2 separate regions of the Homo sapiens genome follow, and region 1 is linked to region 2. Evidence: chromatin loops called from intact Hi-C (ENCODE). Cell type or tissue: Caco-2. All regions are shown on one strand. Links, peaks and the distances in the headings refer to the core of each region. The heading gives the core; the rest is flanking DNA. Region 1 overlaps TNFRSF19 (TNF receptor superfamily member 19). Region 2 overlaps TNFRSF19 (TNF receptor superfamily member 19).

Evidence for each region. Peaks named below come from ENCODE experiments on the same cell type or tissue, not always from the same donor. Only the 100,000 strongest peaks of a DNase experiment are listed, where the experiment ranks them.
Region 1: a loop joins it to region 2, with 6 times the contacts of the local background. A loop is called at or near these places in 5 of 110 quality-filtered maps.

Annotation. Positions count from the first base shown.
Region 1 is chr13:23,594,126-23,604,615 of GRCh38, forward strand. The region is part of intron 3 of TNFRSF19 (TNF receptor superfamily member 19); the gene reads left to right. Among named protein-coding and RNA genes, the nearest start is that of TNFRSF19, 29 kb to the left of the region's middle. In Caco-2, for the core only: no CTCF peak of the experiment used is centred there; DNase peaks (open chromatin) are centred at 5,406 and 5,696.
Region 2 is chr13:23,651,840-23,662,329 of GRCh38, forward strand. TNFRSF19 (TNF receptor superfamily member 19) reads left to right here. Exons shown (of 10, transcript NM_148957.4): 6 at 7,211-7,375; 7 at 8,526-8,651. Among named protein-coding and RNA genes, the nearest start is that of TNFRSF19, 87 kb to the left of the region's middle. RefSeq lists enhancers at 2,075-2,576, 2,817-2,956. In Caco-2, for the core only: no CTCF peak of the experiment used is centred there; DNase peaks (open chromatin) are centred at 2,704 and 5,012.

The DNA of each region.
Region 1 (10,490 bases), core at 1,380-9,379, 57 kb before region 2:
AGGTGCCTACACCACTGGGGCCCTGAGTTTTAAGCACAAAACTGGGCAGCTGTTTGGGCAGACACTGAGCTAGCTGCAGGAGTTTTTTTTTCATACCCTAGTGGCATCTGGAACACCAGCGAGACAGAACCATTCACTCCCCTGGAAAGGGGGATGAAGCCAGGGAGACAAATGGTCTAGCTCAGCAGATCCAACTCCCATGGAGCCCAGCAAGCTAAGATCCACTGGCTTGAAATTCTCACTGCCAGCACAGCAGTGTGAAGTCCACCTGGGACACTCAAGCATGGTGAGGGGAGGGGCGTCTGCCATTACTGAGGATTGAGTAGGTGGTTTTCCCCTCACAGTGTAAACAAAGCCACCTGGAAGTTCAAACTGGGTGGATCCCGCCACAGCTTGGCAAAGCCACTGTAGCCAGACTGCCTTTCTAGATTCCTCCTCTCTGGGGAGGGCATCCCTGAAAGAAAGGGAAAGAAAGGCAGCAGCCCCAGTGAGGGGCTTATAGATAAACTCCCATCTCCCTGGAACAGAGCACTTCAGGGAAGGGGTGGCTGTGGGTGCAGCTTCAGCAGACTTAAACGTTCCTGCCTGCCAGTTCTGAAGAAAGCAGCAGATCTCCCAGCAAAGCACTCGAGCTCTGCTAAGGGACAGACTGCCTCCTCAAGTGGGTCGCTGACCCCCCAGCCTCCCGATTGGGAGACACCTCCCAGCAGGGGTCGCCAGACACCTCATACAGGAGAGCTCTGGCTGGCATCTGGTGGGTGCCCCTTTGGGACGAAGCTTCCAGAGGAAGGAACAGGCAGCAGTCTTTGCTGTTCTGCAGCCTCTGCCAATGATACCCAGGCAAACAGGGTCTGGAGTGGACCTCCAACAAACTCCAGCAGACCTGAAGCAAAGGGCCTGACTGTTTGTAGGAAAACTAACACACAGAAAGGAATAGCATCAACAAAAAGGGCATCTACACAAAAACCCCATCCAAAGGTCACCAGCATCAAAGACTAAAGGTAGATAAATCCACAAAGATGAGGAAAAACCAGTGCAAAAAGGCTGAAAATTCCAAAAACCAGAACATCTCTTCTCCTCCAAAGGATCACAACTCCTTGCCAGCAAGAGAACAAAACTGGCAGAGAATGAGTTTGACAAATTGACAGAAGTAGGCTTCAGAAGGTGGGTAATAACAAACGTCACCAAGCTAAAGGAGCATGTTCTAACCCAATGCAAGGAAGCTAAGAATCTTGAAAAAAGGTTAGAGGAATTGCTGACTAGAATAACCAGTTTAGAGAAGAACATAAATGACCTGATGGAGCTGAAAAACACAGCACAAGAACTTCATGAAGCATACACAAGTATCAATAGCTGAATCAATCAGGCAGAAGAAAGGATATCAGAGATTGAAAATCAACTTAATGAAATAAAGCGTGAAGACAAGATTAGAGAAAAAAGAATGAAAAGGAACAAACAAAGCCTGCAAGAAATATGAGACTATGTGAAAAGACCAAACCTACATTTTATTGGTGTCCCTGAAAGTGACGGGGAGAATGGAACCAAGTTGGAAAACACTCTTCAGGATATTATCCAGGAAAACTTTCCCAACCTAGCAAGAGAGGCCAACATTCAAATTCAGGAAATACAGAGAACACCACAAAGATACTCCTCAAGACGAGCAACCCCAAGACACATAATCTTCAGATTCACAAAGGTTGAAATAAAGGAAAAAATGTTAAGGGCAGCCAGAGAGAAAGGTCAGGTTACCCACAAAGGGAAACCCATCGGACTAACAGTGGATCTCTCTGCAGAAACCCTACAAGCCAGAAGAGAGTGGGGGCCAGTATTCCACATTCTTAAAGAAAAGAATTTTCAACCCAGAATTTCATATCCAGCCAAACTAAGCTTCATAAGTGACGGAGAAATAAACTCCTTTACAGACAAGCAAATGCTGAGAGATTTTGTCACCACCAGGCCTGCCTTACAAGAGCTCCTGAAGGAAGCACTGAATATGGAAAGGAAAAACTGGTACCAGGCACTACAAAAACATACCAAATTGTAAAGACCATTGACACTATGAAGAAACTGCATCAACAGGCAAAATAACCAGCTAGCATCATAATGACAGGATCAAATTCACATATAACAATATTAACCTTAAATGTAAATGGGCTAAATACACCAATTAGACTGGCAAATTGGATAAAGAGTCAAGACCCATCAGTGTGCAGTATTCAGGAGATCCATCTCACGTGCAAAGACACACATAGGCTCAAAATAAAGGGATGGAGGAATATTTACTAAGCAAATGGAAAGCAAAAAAAAGCAGGGGTTGCAATCCTAGTCTCTGATAAAAGACTTTAAAGCAACAAAGATTGCAAAAGACAAGGGAATTACATAATGGTATAAGGGATCAATGCAACAAGAGGAATGGAAGGGCTAACTATCCTAAATATTTATGCACCCAATACAGGAGCACCCAGATTTACAAAGCAAGTTCTTAGAGACCTACACAAAGAGACCTGGACTCCCACACAATAATAGTGGGAGACTTTAACACCCCACTGTCAATATTAGACAGATCAACGAGACAGAAAATTAACAAGGATATTCAGGACCAAACTCAGCTCTGGATCAATTGGACCTAATAGACATCTACAGAACTCTCCACCCCTAATCAACAGAATGTACATTCTTCTCAGCACCACATCGCACTTACTCTAAAATTGACCACATATTTGGAAGTAAAATGCTCCTCAGCAAATGCAAAAGAATGGAAATCATAACAGTCTCTCAGACCACAGTGCAATCAAATTAGAACTCAGGATTGAGAAACTCACTCAAAGCCGCACAACTACATGGAAACTGAACAACCTCCTGAATGACTACTGGGTAAATAACAAAATTAAGGCAGAAATAAATAAGTTATTTGAAACCAAAGAGAACAAAGACACAATGTACCAGAATCTCTGGGATACAGCTAAAGTAGCATTTAGAAGGAAGTTTATAGCACTAAATGCCCACAGGAGAAAGTGGAAAAGATCTAAAATTGACACCCTAACATCACAATTAAAAGAACTAGAGAAGCAAGGGCAAACAAATTCAAAAGCTAGCAGAAGACAGGAAACAACTAAGATCAGAGCAGAACTGAAGGAGATAGAGACACCAAAAAACCCTTTAAAAATCAATTAATCCAGGAGCTGTTTTTTTTAAAAGATTAACAAAATAGATAGATCGCTAGCTAGACTAATAAAGATGAAAAGAGAAAAGAATCAAATGGAAACAATAAAAAAATGATAAAGGGGATATCACCACTGATCCCACAGAAATACAAACTACCATCAGAGAATACTATAAACACCTCTATGCAAATAAATTAGAAAATCTAGAAGAAATTGATAAATTCCTGGACACATACACCCTCCCTAGACTAAACCAGGAAGAAGTTAAATCCCTGAATAGACCAATAACAAGTTCTGAAATTGAGGCAATAATTAATAGCCTACCAACCAAAAAAAGCTCAGGACCAGATGGATTCACAGCCGAATTCTACCAGAGGTACAAAGAGGAGCTGGTACCATTCCTTCTGAAATTATTCCAATCAATAGAAAAAGAGGGACTCCTCTCTAACTCATTTTATGAGGTCAGCATCATCCTGATATCAAAACCTGGCAGAGACACAACAAAAAAAGAAAATTTCAGGCCAATATCCCTGATGAACATCAATGCGAAAATCCTCAATAAAATACTGGCAAACTGAATCCAGCAGCACATCAAAAAGCTTATCCACCACAATCAAGTCGGCTTCATCCCTAGGATGCAAGGCTGGTTCAATATACTCAAAACAATAAATGTAATCCATCACATAAACAGAACCAATGACAAAAACCACATGATTATCTCAGTAGATGCAGAAAAGACCTTTGACAAAATTCACCCCGTCATGCTAAAAACTCTCAATAAACTAGGTATTGATTGAATGTATCTGGAAATAATAAGAGCTATTTATGACAAACCCACAGCTAATATCATAGTGAATGGGCAAAAGCTGGAAGCATTCCCATTCTCATTGAACAATGAGAACACATGGACACAGGGAGGGGAACATTACACACCAGGCCCTGTCATGGGGTGGGCGACAAGGGGAGGGATAGCATTAGGAGAAATACCTAATGTGGATGATGGATTGATGGGTGCAGCAAACCACCATGGCACATTTATACCTATGTAACAAACCTGCACGTTCTGCACATGTATCCCAGAACTTACAGTTATATATATATATAAACCCTAAATCATTGATAACAGAAATCATGAATGCTACTACTTACTGGGACTTCTTTTTCTTAAAATGAATGTCAGCATTACTTGTCAAGAAGTAGAGCCTGCCAGTGTCTTAAATAAAGATGCTCTGAGATAGCAGGCATTTTCCAAACCATGGTTTTGAACATTCCTTTGACAGTATGTGTCTTATTATTGATCTCACCACAGTGAGTGTATGTTACTCCCAGGAGCACTTTAAATATATTCATTTCAACCACTATGTGCTAAGAAACTGTGTGTTAGTGTGTGTTATATCAGGACACATTTCACAGTCTTGGATGTTTTGAAGCCTGCCTTTTCTTGTGAGCACGTTCAGAGCTATACATCCATTTGCTTTATTTGCTGATCTTTTGAAGATGTTACTAGTTGTGGAGAAGTGATGTATTGTTTTGTTTTAAATAAAACATCAAAGCCTTTCTGTTAGAAAAGGAACAATAGATTTTTCTTTTTATTTAAAGGGACTTTTAAAGAGAAGTCCTTTTCCCCTACAGACTGCCATTATCTACAGTTGAGTCTTGTCATTCATAGATTTTTGATCAATGATCTATAAACAGCAGGAAACAAAGAATTATGCATTCTGCAAGTGGCTTCTGATAGATAGCGTTTCTCTCTGGCTTTTGTGTTAAATGAGTGGTGGCTTTTAGTATCCTGGGCTTTACATTTGGATTGAAACTGACTGACCTTCAAAGTCTGTGTGATATCTCATTAACAGTAGCATCTCAACAGGTATTTTTCAACCCCTGTTGATTACAGTAACAAGTACTTTCAGACATAGATTTTTCTGTGTGGGGTGTAAAAAGATTAATTTTTAACAGGTTGACATATCTAGGATCAGTGAACAAAGTATTTAAAAATGCCATCATGCCCAAGAGGAAAATAGACTGCTGATGGAAAGAGTGAAACTCTGTAAAATATTTGAAGAGATTTATTCTGAGCCAAAAATGTGTGACCAGTGGCCCATGACACAGCCCTCGAGAGATCCTGACAGCATGTGTCCAAGGTGGTAGGGCTACAAGTTGGTTTTATACAATTTAGGGAGACATAAGACATTACTCAACATTGGTTCAGTCTGGAAAGGCAGGACAACTGGGAGTGGGGAGCAGGTAGGGGAAGGGGGATTCCAGGTCACAGGTGGATTGCAGGATTTTCTGATTGGCTATTGGTTATTATCTAAAGACCTGGAGTCAATAGAAAGGAATGCCTAGAGTCAATAGAAAGGAATGTCAATAGAAAGGGTTAAGATAAGGGGTTTTAGAGACCAAGGTTTTATCATGCAGATGAAGCCTCCAGGTAGCAGACTTCAGAGAGAATAGATTGTAAGTGTTTTCTTATCAGACTGAAAGAGTCTGTTCCATCAGTAATTCCGGAAGGGAGGAGGGTACCATGAGGCATGTCTGGCGCCCCCTTTCCATCCTGTCCTGAACTAGTTTTTCAGGTTAACTTTGGAATGTCCTTGGCCAAGAGGGGGGGTCCATTCAGATGGTGGGGGCTTAGAATTTTAATTTTCGTTTAAAGATGATGACATTTTCTTTTCCTCAAACATTCTTCTTTTCCCAAATCTCAGTGAAAATCTGAATGAAACTTCACAGATTCTGAGACATGAGTGAATAGTTTCTAAGAAATTACTGTCTTATATTCATCCTTTGAATCTGCAGAATATAACCTTAAGTTAATTTTTGGAGAATCAGACCATAAGATGAAAGTCCTATTAGCCTTAATATTTTTGTTGATTAAGAAATCATTTTTCCATTTCTGATTTCATATATATGAGGAATTTAGAGGTTGTCACTCTATCCCAACAGGAAGTAAAAAGCTGAACAAACTGAAAAGTCCGCAGCTCTTAGATCTGCAAGAGAAGTGAGGTCGCAGGCAGCTACAGAGAATCACAATACACTGCTGCAGAAGCCTCCCCTGGAGCCAGCACCAGGGTGGGAAACCTGCACTGTTATTGACAGCCTGCTGTAGCCTAGGTTTGGAAAAGTCTGAGAGTTAAAACTCCAGGAGGACCCACTCATAGAGCACCCTCCCATGCTTTTGTGAGTTTTACTTCCAGGAACTCAAACCGATTTTCATAGTAAATGTCAAAATCAAAACAAAACAAAACAAAAAAATCCCTTGTTTTTCTGACAGGGGAGGCAGAAAAGGAACATTTTGAAATATGCTAGAGTGCTCTTTTTCTTAACAAGGACTGCCCTCAAGAGAAACACATACACCAAAGGCTCACCTGCTGGGGTTTTATCAGAGCCTAACTGACCTGGGGAAGGGAAATACTGACTCAGTCTGCTCCAGCCATTCTCTCCCATTTAAGGGAGAGGCACTGGGGAAGCTTACAGTACAGAGGCACAGGCCTGCACAGGACTATGGAAAGCTGCCCTTTCCTTCACATCTCACCTCCACATTACTAAAGGCCTGTTTATAGCAGCTCCTTCTACCCAGTGTATCATGTATGACATTTGACAAAAATGTACAAAGCATACTAAAAGGCAAAAAATACAATTTGAAGAGACAATGCAAGCATCAGAACCAGACTTGGCAGGGATCTTGGAGTTATCAGAGAGAATCAAGAACAACTATGATTAATATGCTAATAGCATTAATCATGAATATTCTGATTTAATATGCTAATCAGGGAAAGGAACAGAAGAAATATTTGAAACAATAATGACTTAGAATTTTCCCAAGTTAATGCCAGACACCAAACTGCAGATCCAGGAAACTCAGAGAACACCAAGCAAGATAAATGCCCAAAAATGACACCAAGTATATCATTTGCAAATTGCAGAAAAACAAAGAAAAAACCCTCCAAGAAACTAGAGGGAAAAAAACGCCATATGTACAGAGGAGCAGAGATAAGAATGACATCTGACTTTTACTCAGAAATCATGCAAGGCAGAAGAGAGTGCAGTGAAACATTTAAAGTATTGAGAAAATAGCACCTAAAATTCTGTACCCTGAGAAATTTTCCTTCAAGAGTTAAGGACAAATAAAGACTTTCTCAATCAATTGAGGGAATTTGTTACCAGTAGACCTGCCATGTAAGAAATGTTAAAAGAAGTTCTTTAGACAGAAGGAAAATAATATAGGTCAGAAACATGGATCTACATAAAAGAGCATCAAAGAAGTGCTAAGTGAAGGTAAAATAAAAACTTTAATTTTCCTATTCTTAATTGATGTAATAGATGATAGTGTGTTCAAACTAATAATAGAAACAATGTATTTGATTGAGTATGCTTGTGTGTACACACACACACACACATAAGTGAAATTAATTACAGCAATGATACAAAGGGTGAGGAGGAGGAATTAGAATTATTTTGTTGTTATAAGGTATTCACACTATCTGTGAAGTAGTACAGTGTTAGTTGAAAGGAGGCTTGGACTGGTTATAAATGTATAGTGCAACCTCTAGGGCAACCGTTAAAACAAGTATAAAAAGAAGTATAACTGATATGCTAAGAAAGGAGATAAAATGAAACCACATAAAATGCTCAATTAAAACTACAAAAGGGAAAATGTGGAAGACAGAAATAAGAACAAATAAGAAGGCCAAGAAATGGAAAACAGTAATATATATGGTAACTATTAGCCCAACTATATCAATAATCATTTTCAGTGTCAGTGATCTGATGTACCAATTTATAAACATTATCAGAGCAGGTCAAAAAACAAGATCCAACTCTGTGGTCTACAAGAACCCACTTCAAATATGAAGACACACATAGATGAAAAGTAAGTGGATGGAGAAATATATACCATGCTAACACTAATCAGAAGAGCAGGAGTAGCTATATTAATTTCAGACAGAGCAGACTTCAAAGCAAAGACAGATGTCAGGGATAAAGATGGACATCATATAATCATAAGGGAGCTAATTGTCTAAGAAATTATAATAATCTTTAATGGGTATGCCCCTAGCAACAGAGAATCAAACCATGTGGGACAAAAACTGATAGAACTACAAGGAGATATAGATAAATCCACTACTGTAGTTGGAGACTTCAACACTATCAGAAATGGACAGATTCAGCAGGCAGAAAGTCAATATGGACATAGTTGGACTCAACACCATCAATCAACTGGATATAACTGACACCTATAGACAACTTCATTCAGCAACAGCAAAAGACACATTATTCTTAAGCTGTCATGGAAAATTCACCAAGCTAGACCACATATGGGGCCATAAAACACACCTTAACAAAGGTAAAAGCATAGAAATCGTATAGTGTCTGCTGTCAGATCACAATGGAATAAAACTAGCAATCAATAACAGAAAGATAGCTGGAAAACTCTAAAATACTTGGAGATTAAGAACACACTTCTAAATAACACATGGGTCAAAGAGGATATTGCAAGATAAATTTAAAAATATTTTGAACTAAATGAAAATGAAAACAGAACTTGTCAAAATTTGTGGGATGCAGTGAACCAGTGCTCAGGGGGTACTGAAGGCACATATTAGAAAAAAGAAAGAGCCAAAATTGGTGATCTAAGCTTATACCTTATAAAACTAGAAAAAGAAGAACAAATTAAATTCAGAGTAAGCAGAATAAAATAAATAACTATTAAAGCAGAAATCAATGAAATTAAAAACAGAAACTCTGGAGAGAGTGAAGAATCACCAAAAGGTGATTCTTTGAAAAAATTCAATAAAACTGATGGTCCTCTAACTAGGCCAACTTAGAAAATAAGGGAGAGGACACAAAGTACTAATATCAGTAATGAAAGCATGGACATCACTATAGGAACATTAGAAATGCTGTGAACAACTCAGTGCCCACACATTTGGTAACCTAGATGAAATGAATCAATTCCTTGAAAGACGCAGTCTGACAAAGCTCACACAAGAAGAAATCCACAGTCTGTATAGGCCTATATTGACTGAAGAAATTGAATCAATAATTCATAACCTTCCAAAACAGAGAGCACCAAGTTAAAGTGAATTTACTGGTGAATTCTACCAAAAATGAAGAAGAAATTATACTCATTATCCACAACTTCTTCCAGAATATAGCAGAGAAAATACTTTCTAACTCATTCTGTGAGGCCAGAAATCACCCTAATGCCTAAACCAAAGACTTTACAAAGAAACTATAGACCAATATCTCTCATGAACAAAGATACAAAAATTCTCAACAAAATATTAGCAAATTGAATCCAACAATGTATATTAAAAAAATCACACACTGTGACAAAATGGGATTTATCCCACATACACAAGGCTGGTTCAGCCTTTGAAATTCAGTTAATGTAATATGTCACATCAGTGGGCTAAAGGGGAAAAAAATCACATATAGCAGTAAGTGCACAAAAAGCATTTGAAAAATCTAACACCCATTCATGATTAAACAACAACAACAACAAAAACCTCTCAGTAAACTAGGAATGGAAAGGAATTTCCTCTACTTGGTAAAGAATTTCTACAACAACCACAACAAAACCAAAACTCTAGAGTTGATATCATACTTAATGATGGAAACTAGAAGCTTTCCACTAAGATCAGGAACAAGGCAAGGATGTTCCCTTTCACCACTCATTTTCAGCATCATACAAGAAATCCTACCTCATGCACCAAGACAAAATAAAAAAAAAGAAATAAAAGGTAAACTGATTTGGAAGGAAGAAATAAACTTCTCCTTGTTCACATATGGCATAATCATCTATGTAGAAAATGCAAGAGAATTAACAGAAAAACTCCTGGAATGAATAAGCAATTATAGTAATATTTCAAGATACCTGGTTAATGTACAAAAGTCAGTAACTTTCATATATACTGTCAGTGAACAAGTGGGATTTGAAATTAAAAACACAATATAATTTATATTAGCACCCCCCCCAAAATAAAATACCTAGGGATAAGTCTAACAAAATATGTACAAGATCTTTATGAGGAAAATTACAAGACTCTGATGAAAGAAATAAAAGAAGAACTAAATAAATGGAGAGATATTCCATGTTTATGGAGAGGAAGATTCAATATTGTCAAGATGTCAGTGTTTCTCAACTTGATTTATAGATTCAATGGAATCCCAATCAAAGTCCCAGCAAGTTATTTTGTAGATATTGACAAACTGATTCTAAAGTTTATATGTAGAGGCAAAAGACCCAGAATAATCAACACAGTTATTTAGAAGAAAAAGTTGGAGGATTGACACTACCCACATCAAGACTTACTGTAAACATAT
Region 2 (10,490 bases), core at 849-8,848:
CTTTTTTTTTTTTTTTTTTTTTACTCTAAATGGTTGGAAAGAACATAACATGCTAAAAAAAAAAAAAAAAAAAAAAAGCATAAGTTTTAAGAGTCAAACTAACCTGAGCTCAGATCTAGATCCAGCCACCTAATGGTTGTTTGGCATTAAAAAGTATGTACAGATACATATCAACTTCTCCATCTATGAGATCCTTTCTGCACAGGGTTATTACAGCGCCCAGAAAGTGGGTATGTAGGGGCTGGCCCCTGCACTTGTGGTTATATGGTAGCTGTGATGGTGTTGATGATAATTCAGCTAACTTTTGTACAAAAGACAAATATAGGTTCCTGTGGTTAACTGCTCTCTAGGCACTCACTGTTTTCTCCATACCTCTGTCTACTGTTGGGAGTAAGTAAAAATGTCAGATTAATACGACTAATTTGGTAAAATGATGTGAATGCTTAACTGTCCCCATTATCCAGCTCACCTGATAGTTCCTGAAATTGGTACCAAAGCACTTGTGTTGGAAGAAGTGGTTCACCTCCTGAAGGTCTTCCCGTTTTCTTCTTTGGGCATTCATTATAAATCAGTCATCATTTTATATAGATTGTTAACTAAGATTACATTTGGCATATAATAAGATCCTTCTGTGATGACTCCATGAAGCGCTACTTAAAATGGACTAGAGAAGGCTAAGTTTTTGTTTGATATTCATTCCAAGGATGTGGTCAATGGTCTACATGGATTCTCTATTGATATATATCTGAGCCACCCTTGCTCTCTCATGCATGGCCTGATTAATTGCAAAAACTAAGTGCATGCAAACAAAACTGTTCTTTGCTCCAGCTGTTTCCATCTGCATTGTCATTAGCGACATAGCCCAAGGTGGAAGGTTATTAGACAACCAATGAACACATCATTGGCATAATCTCATCTTATTGATTGGACAAGTCCCCATTAAGTCATCTTTCTGGAATACTTGGGATTTTTCCTTTTATTTCATAGACATTCATTCATTCCGTCATTTAACACATATTTATCAGGCACCAGCTGTGTGCCAGGAACCCTTATAGATGTTAAAAATACAAGCAAAACTCCCTGTCCTTTCTGTGGGAGATGTAATTGGCTAGGATAAATACTAAGCTGCTGTAACAAAGAGACCCAGAAATATCGTGGCCTAAGTAAGATAGAAGTTTCTCTGTCTCGTATTTAGCAGTTCAGCCTGGGAAAGCAGCTCTGCGTCAGGATGTCTCAGAGCCCAGCTTCCTGCCCCCTGTGCTAAGCCAGCCTTAGACATCTGCTTCCCACAGAGGATCAAGGCTTGGCTGCTGCATTCACCTCCCAGCTCACAGTGAGGGGCAAGTCTAGGTCAAGCAATGGCTCCCTAAGTGAAGCTGACCCACACATAACCCACACCCCTTCTGCCCACTTTCGTCCCCACTGACTCTAACCTGGATATGGTCAGGCTCAGCTGCAGTGTGGCTTCTTGCTGGACCTAGCTTAACGACGAGCCTGGTGGGTGTGTTTGAGAAGCAGGGTGGGATCTCCAACTCCTACCTTGGGAGAGAATGACAGTGAACCAAACAAGTAAAGTATACAAAATGTCAGATGATCGTCAGTGCTGTGAAGGAAGAGAAAGCAGGGCAGTGGGTAGGAAGTGCTGGGGAGAAACTGCAATTGTAAATAGATTGGTGGGAAGCCTCACTGAGGTGGTGACATTGCGGAAGGACTCCAGCAGCTGAGGTGCAGTCCTTGCGGCAGTCTAGGGGAGCATTGTGGACAGAGGCACTGACAGGTGAGGAAGATCTGTGGGAGGGGCAGGGAGTGTGTTGAGGGATTTGCTTGTAGTTGGGGGCACGTGCTTTGGACATGGTGAGTTGAGATGCATCTTTATCCATGTGGAGGTGCCAAGTAGGCTGTGAGATGCATGACTCTGAAGTTCAAGAGAGCAGATCAGACTGGAAAGAAAATTTCAGAGTAGTGAAATCAAGTATCCTACTTCATCTTTCATGTAAATGCCATGCTCATTTCTGCAGGGAGAGCACAGCCAGGCCACAGTGGCCATGGGACTTTCTGGGCAGCAGATCTATTGGAGTGTGCCTGGCAGCTGGTTCTGCAGGAGCTCACCTGCCCTAATAGAATGTTCAGGCCCTTCTGCCTCAGTGGGTCTTGGTGTCTGCGTGAGGAGCTTGCCCAGGGAGGAAACTGAGATTAAGAGCTGTGAAAAAAAGTCTTGTTTGTGGCCAGGGTGGAAAGTGGCAAGAGCCAGGTTTTGGACAACAGTTCCCTTCCTCCCAAGCAGCCCCGCCTGAATGGGGCCCTTTGTTAGGAAAATTCTCCAGGAAGAAGGATGTTTTGTTGAGCAGGTTTTTAAACATTGCATAGTAGGAAGTTGGAGAGGTTAAGCAAGTAGGGAGTAGCAGTAGAAGGCAGAGGAGGGAGCCTGGCAAGCCCAGGCGGAGTCCAGCTGTGACTGCCTGTGCACATCCTTTCCCATTTCCCTCCCTACTTGGGCCCTTTCCAGATGCAGTCACCTCCACAGAATGCCCCCCGCCCCTGCCCCAGGACACCCAGACGTTGCTCAGCATGCTTACTGCCCCCACGTCTGATCACAGTGGCCCGTCATGCAGACACCAAGACCAATGGGAAGGCGGAGGACCCCGAACATCTCTGTGGGCAGGTGAACTCCTGCGGAACCAGCTGCCATGCACACTGGGGCAGCTCTGCAGTCTGGAAAGCCCTGTGACTGCTCTGTGGCCTGGCTGAGTTCTCCCCACAGAAATGAGCAGGGCCCTTACATAAACAAACATGAGCTGTACTTTGGTTATCATTACCCAACAGAATGTTTTGATCTCAGAAGCTACCTGCATCTGTGGAGCAGTGCGGTCTACTAGAGGGGCTCAGAAGGCCTGAATCCAGTTTTCAAGCTGCCTCTGCTTTGCTGTGTAACCTTGAGCATGTGACTCAAGGTCTTGATTTTCTTGGGTATCAAATGAAGCTCATCAATGAACGCTCACCACTTTACCTAGTGAGGAGGGTGAGGCACTGAAGGTGTGTTAGAAGCTGTGTCTACAGAAGCTAGTGTCCATGTTTTAGCCACCTCTGTGGCTTGCAAATAGGTTCCTCATTTGCAGCATCTGAGAAGTTGCTCTTGCCTTTGTCCAGTGTGACAAGTCTCTCCAATAGATGTGTTTCAAGGCTTTCCAGCTATGCTTGAAGCTCTTTAGGGGATGCAATGTGGGGAGAGGATATGGATTTCTGCACCTTGGTCTACTCCAAAGAAGTTCAGATGGGACTTTATAAAAACACTTGGCAGATTTTGCTGGAGACCTCCATTTCCTTTTCTTCTATTCAGATTTTCCTCAAACTTTTTTAATGCCTTGTAGGATGTCGTACTCGTAATAGACACTCAGGACATAATTGTTCAGTTGAGTTGAACTCCTAAGGAGATGCATAATATAAAAGTGAACCCATGTAATGTAGGTAAAATTTAAGCTGAAAGAAAACAATCCTTGCTCTGAAGTAAATTGCTAAAGGGTAGTGCTAACATTATGGTGGAATTTAATAACTTAATTGGTTAGAGTAAGAAATATTTTGTATTCCAGAAAAGTTAAAAACTTTCCAAGGCATGTGGACCTTCCTATTTCCACTTCTTCAGAAGTACTTTCGGAATCCTAATAAGATACGGGCAGAATTCCTGGCTGGCATTCAGTCTGCTTAGTGAACTAGAATGGGGCATTTAGTCAAGGCATGTGAGTGGAAAGAATCTTTCATCTCAGTATCATTGCCACAGGTTAGCAAAACAATACCTTTTCCTTTAGCGTAGATAAGTTCTTTTCTTAGGAATTATCAGCAATATCTCAATTAACAAAAACTTTATAGAGTGGAAGCCACTTTATATAGCTAGTATAAATCTGCCCCCCCCCCTTATTTTTGGTTTTGTTTTGTTTTTGTTTTTGTTTTTGTTTTTTGCTGCTCAAGTCATAAAGAATTATAAGAAAATAGTTTTTTTACTAGAAACTAAAAAGAATTAGTTTCTAGAGCTGTTCTAAAATCAAATGATATTCAGTTCAATCTCCTATTTATGTCTGCATTGCTATATGTGACAAAGCTAAAAATGATGAACTAAAAATGACGAACCCATTTCCTAGAAAAAAAGAATGTTTGCTCTGAGTGTTACCATAAACTCATACATATAAACAAGAATCAAGAAGGCAGTTTCCAGAGCCCTACTTCCCATGAGCACTCTCTGAGGGTGTTTGGATCAATAAGATGCCTGTTGTTATATAGGTGTCAAAAATCAAGAAGTAAAACTTGTATATTTTTCTTGTTCATCTTTAGATGTCACTGCCTGGGGAAATGTGTGGAGAAGGGGCATATTGGATGTACTTTTCCTTTAAAATTGATATTACTGTGGCAACTATATATCATTGACATTACAGTATTGTGCCCTATAGTATTAGATATGTGTTAACAAGACACGTTTAGAGAACATAAATCCTGAGTTACAAACCACCAAATTAAGAAGAAAATCTCCACTTTTGGGACATTTTAACCTATCTGTAAGTTAGAGACAGTTCCTTTTATATTAAGGAAAATAAGTTGACGAATGTATTATAGAAGGATTTTAAACAATAAGAACTTAAAGGACTCTAATTATGATACTACTTTAACCCAAAATCCCTATTCTTACCAGGATTTTTCTGAATATCCAGTTTTGTGTCAATTGATGAGCTTAATGGTTACAACAGTTGAGAACTTTGAAGTCCTCCACTCAAATCATGTATTAAGCTTCATTTTTACGACAGCTATTGCCAAAACCCCATATTGTGTAGGGCTGGGTTATTTGAGCAAAAATTTAAGCTAAGGAGACTCTTCTCCCTCTGAAGTGAACGCCTTCCTCACCAATGTAAATGACAGCTTCCCACAGCTTCACCATTTGGTCCAGATGGATAATGCTTTCATTTCCAAGTCACTTCCCCTTCTCTGTGGCTGCTATTTCAACTTGCGTGGGATGCAAGTTCCTCTCCAGTTATGCATTTTCAGTGTTTGCACAGCTGTGCTTGTGCTCATATGGCCTTTTGTGACTCTGTCCAGTGATAGAGGCTGTTTCAGATTAGATTTAATCTCTATCAGGTCAGGGTTGTAATTTTTTTTAGCTTGCTGTATAATGAACATTTAGTGTGTGCCGTTTGCTTATTATAGTGTTCTATAGAGTTAGAAGTGATGAAATATATTTTGTGAATATTAAACATGTTTACAAATAAATGTCCTTTAAAATGTATGATTGGATTATGAGCCTTATTCATCTAAGCCCAAAACATATGGTGTGTGTGCCTTCCCAGATGGCAATAAGAGACTTTTATATGTGTGGCCTAGAATCACTGAGACTGGAAATACCAAGACTCATGCTCCAAGATGATAGTTCCTGCTATCCTGTTTTTATGATTCAGTAATATTAACCCAAGTGTTTCTCTCTGGGGCTGTAGTCTCAGGTGTCATACGATCTTATTGGGAGTGAGGGGTGTGTAGCCAGGGAGAAGGAGAAAGGCACCAGATGACAAATTGGCTTGTGTTTAGGTGCCATCTTGTACAAATATAGACACAGACCTTCAATCTCTAGAGTTGCAGTGTCCATTATGATAGCCATTAGCCACATGTGGCTACTGAGCATTTGAAGTGTGGCTAGTCTGAATTCAGATGAGCTGTGTCTTTAAAACCACACCGGATTTTAAAATTTTAATACAAAATAGAGAACGCAAAATATGTCATAAATAATTTTTATATTGAATACATATTGAAATGCAATATTTAAGATATATTGGCTAAGTAAAATAGACTAAAGTTAATTTTACCTGTTTCTTCTTCTTCTTCTTCTTCTTTTTTTCTTGAGACAGAGTCTCGCTCTGTCGTCCAGGCTGGAGCGCAGTGGTGCGATCACAGCTCACTGCAGCTTCATAGGCTCAAGGGATCCTCTCAATTCAGCCTCCCAAAGTGCTGGGATTACAGGCATGAGCCACCGCACCTTGCCTCTCTTTTACGTTTTAAATGTGGTTCCTAGACAACCTGAAATGACATGTGAAGCACACATTATACCTCTACCTGGAGTAATCTTCAGTCGAGGGGAGGCTCCTGTGGTGAGCAGCACCTGCCGGGGAAGCAGAGTGAGGGCCCCTCAGCTCACTCAGGGCATCTGCTTGGGAAAGAGAAAATGTAACTGCCCCTCTGTGTAGATTCATGCCCCTTTTAAATCCATTTCTCTCATTATTTTGGGGTTAGTTAAGTAGGATATGCTGTTTAACTGCACTAGATATAGATCTCTGATTTAAATGAGTTTGTTTATCCTGGTACCCTCAGGATAGTTTTAAAATGGTAATTACTATCATCATCATTACAGTGGCTAATGATTCTACAGCACAGCCAGTCCCACACACTTTACATAACACATGAGCCAGTCACTATTATTACCTCCATTTGAACAGATGGCAACTTGAAATTCCAGTCAGTGTCTCAAGGTCACACAGGTAGAGGTTGACCCAGGCCATGGGGTTCAGAATCTGCCCTGAACCACAAAGCAGTACTGCCCTCTAAAATAAGATCTATTTCTTGACTTTCTTAGCACATGACTATGCCGGCCTTTCCATAGTGTAATAACAGTATTAGTCTTTTCTCCAAAACTTAGATGTTTTCCAGTAGTTTAACAGCTAAGGCATTCAGAGATGTTTACTGTCTCAAAAACTGGGGTCTACTGTAAGGTTCTGGATGATCCAACTCCTTGTTTTCCCCTAAAGTTGCCCCAAAAAGCATACATGCATTCAGTCTGCTTAAAAATATGGTGTAATTCCAATTAAGTACAAAACATTAGTTCCCTGCCACATGCCAAGTACTGGGCAACCAGAGGTAAAGATGACAGACCCCCAGCTCACAAAGAATTCTGCTCTGGTGGAGCTGAAGGCAGATTCTAGTAACACAATGTGTTGAGGATTGTGTGTCCGTAGCGCTCTGGGAACAGAGGAGAGGGACACCCTGCACATTGTGGGGTGCCGGGTAAAGGTGTCCCATTAAAGACATCTTCTGGGTGGAGGGGGTGCTTGAGCCATCTTTAAATATCTCATGCCAGTTTTCTCACAGCATGGGAAGGCCACTGGTAAGGGTGCCTGCCAGCTTCGCCATAAACACTGCATCTGCAGTTGTTCAGAGCATGCTGACCCCATTCCTGTGGTTTCAGGTGCCAGCAAGGTCAACCTCGTGAAGATCGCGTCCACGGCCTCCAGCCCACGGGACACGGCGCTGGCTGCCGTTATCTGCAGCGCTCTGGCCACCGTCCTGCTGGCCCTGCTCATCCTCTGTGTCATCTATTGTAAGAGACAGTTTATGGAGAAGAAACCCAGCTGTAAGTTTTGAGCTCATTACATTTCTTAGCATTTAGGGGAAGGGCATTTATTACTATTGTCGTGCAAGTGTTCCACAAGAGACTTGGCTGAGACAAGCACCAGTGAGTTGTGAAAGAACGCAGGGCACAAGAAACACAGGTGATCCCTGAACAGCAGAGGGCTAGGAGAGCAGTTAAGAATCCACACGTCAGTGTTGACTCCCCAAAAACTTAACTACTAATAGCCTATTGTTGACGGGAAGCCTTACTGATAAACAGTTGGTTAATACATCTTGTTTATTATATGTTTCTTTGTTTTTTTGTTTTTTTGGAGACAGAGTCTGGCTCTGTCACCCAGGCTGGAGGGCAGTGGCGTGACTTCAGCTCATGGCAACCTCTGCCTCCCGGATTCAAGTGATTCTCCTGCCTCAGCCTCCGGAGTAGCTGGGACTACAGGCGCCCGCCACCACGCCTGGATAATTTTTGTATTTTTAGTAGAAACGGGGTTTCACCATGTTGGCCAGGCTGGTCTCGAACTCCTGACCTCGTGATCCGCCTGCCTCGGCCTCCCAAAGTGCTGAGATGACAGATGTGAGCCACTGCACCGGCCTATTATATGTATTATGCCCTGTATTCTTACATTAAAGTAAGCTAGAGAAAAGAAAATGTTACTAAGAGAATCATAAGGGAGACAAAATAGATTTACTCTTCATTAAGTGGAAGCGGATCATTGTAAAGGCCTTCATCCTCATCATCTTCATGTTGAGTGGGCTGAGGAGGAGGAGGAGGAGGGTTGGCCTTGGTGTCTCAGCGTGGCAGAGGCTGAAGAAAATCTGTGTATAAGTGACCTGCGCAGTTCAAACCCGTGTTGCTTAAGGGTCATCTGTAGAATTCACTGAGGTTGCACAGCTTTGTAAGGAGACTTACAAGGCTGTGATGTCCCTGCGCCACTAGGCAAAAATAAAAATCATTCTCAGTAATGGCAACATTAGTACCCTACATTTTGAACTTTCTTAACAAATTATTTCATGTTTGTGCTTCCATGTAAGAAGAAGTCATCAAACATTGGAAGGATAGCTGATTTGTTCTTTAAAAATACAAAAGCTAGAATGGCACAGGTCCACTAGAGAGGAGACTGTGTTCCCTGACAGAGTTCTCACCCCTCATTTAGGGTCTCTGCGGTCACAGGACATTCAGTACAACGGCTCTGAGCTGTCGTGTTTTGACAGACCTCAGCTCCACGAATATGCCCACAGAGCCTGCTGCCAGTGCCGCCGTGACTCAGTGCAGACCTGCGGTAAGTTCAGCAGGGAAGTGCCGTTAGGAGGACTGGAGGTACACAGAAGCTGAAGCAGCAAGAATTGGTCCTGGTTTATTCACCTCACAGCGAGGTGGCTGTGTTGAGTCTTCTGGTTAAAACTAATCTTGTTAAATTATTCTCCACCATCTCCTGTTGGTTTGGGTGTTTCGAGTCTCTTAAGCATTAAAAAGGAAATAAGCATCTCGTTAAAATTCTAGAATTTTTCAGCAACTTTTGGGTCATGTTTGTCTTTCTTGTTTTGAGTCAGTTTATTTAAAATCACGGTAACCTTTGGTAGAGTAGGACTTTATATCCTTTGCTGTCTGGTTGATTCAAACCAAACACTAATATGCCTATTTTAAAAATATGTCTATTATAAAAATATATCTATTTTTAGAATTTCTTAAAGAAGAGAGAGCTGAGAAGTCCATTTCAAGGTTTTACACAAACCATAATTGCCCCTTGGACTATTGACAGATTGAAAGTTTAGGAAAGTAATTCAAAGGGAAACTGGTCTCTAACTTGGGCAAATAGGGGCAAAGGTAATACCAACTTTTTAAAAACTTTTATTTTAGGTTTGGGGGTACATGTGCAGGTTTGTTATATAGGTAAACTGATGTTACACGTTTATTTTACAGATTATTTAATTATTTAAGCCTAGTACCCAATAGTTTCTTTTTCTGCTCCTCTCCCTCCTCCCACACTCCACCCTCAAGTAGACCCCATTGTGTGTTGTTCCCTTCTTTGTGTTCATGTGTTCTCATCATTTAGCTCTTGCTTATAAGTGAGAACATGTGGTATTTGGTTTTCTGTTCCCGCCTTAGTTTACTGAGGTAATGGCCTCCAGCTCCATCCATGTTCCCACAAAAGACACGATCTCATCCCTTTTTATGGCTGCATAGTATTCCATGGTGTATATATGCCACATTTTCTTTATCCAGTCTGTAATTGATAGGCATTTAGGTTGATTCCATGTCTTTGCTATTGTGAATAGTGCAGCAGTGAACATTCATGTGCATGTGTCTTTATGGTAGAGTGATTTATATTCCTCTGGGTATAAACCCAGTAATGGGATTGCTGAGTCAGGTGGTAGTTCTATTTTTAGCTCTTTGAGGAATTGCCACACTGCTTTCTACAATGGTTGAACTAATTTACACTTCCACCAACAGTGTGTAAGCATTCCCTTTACTCTGCAACCTTGCCAGCATATGTTATTTTTTGACTTTTTAATAATAGTCATTCTGACTGGTGTGAGATGGTATCTCTTTGTGGTTTTCATTTGCATTTCTCTAATCATCAGTGCTGTTGAGCTTTTTTTCATATGCTTGTTGGCCACATGTATGTCTTCTTTTGAGAAGTGTCTGTTCATGTCCTTTGCCCAGTTTTTGATGGGGTTGTTTTTCTCTTGTAAATTTAAGTTCCTTATAGATGCTGTATATTAGACCTTTATCAGATGCATAGTTTGCAAACATTTTCTCCCATTCTGTAGGTTGTCTGTTTACTCTGATGATAGTTTCTTTTGCTATGCAGAAGGTCTTAAGTTTAATTAGATCTCATTTGTCAATTTTTGCTTTTGTTGTGATTGCTTTTGATGTCTTTGTCATGAAATCTTTGCCCATTCCTATGTCCAGGATGGTATTGCTTAGGTTTTCTTCCAGGGTTTTATAGTTTTGGTTTTTACATGTAAGTCTTTAGTCCATCTGAGTTGATTTTTGTATATGGTGTAAAGAAGGGGTCCAGTTTTAATCTTTGGCATATGGCTAGACAGTTATCCCAGGATTTATTGAACAGGGAGTCTCTCCCTATTGCTTTTGTCAATTTTGTTGAAGATCAGGT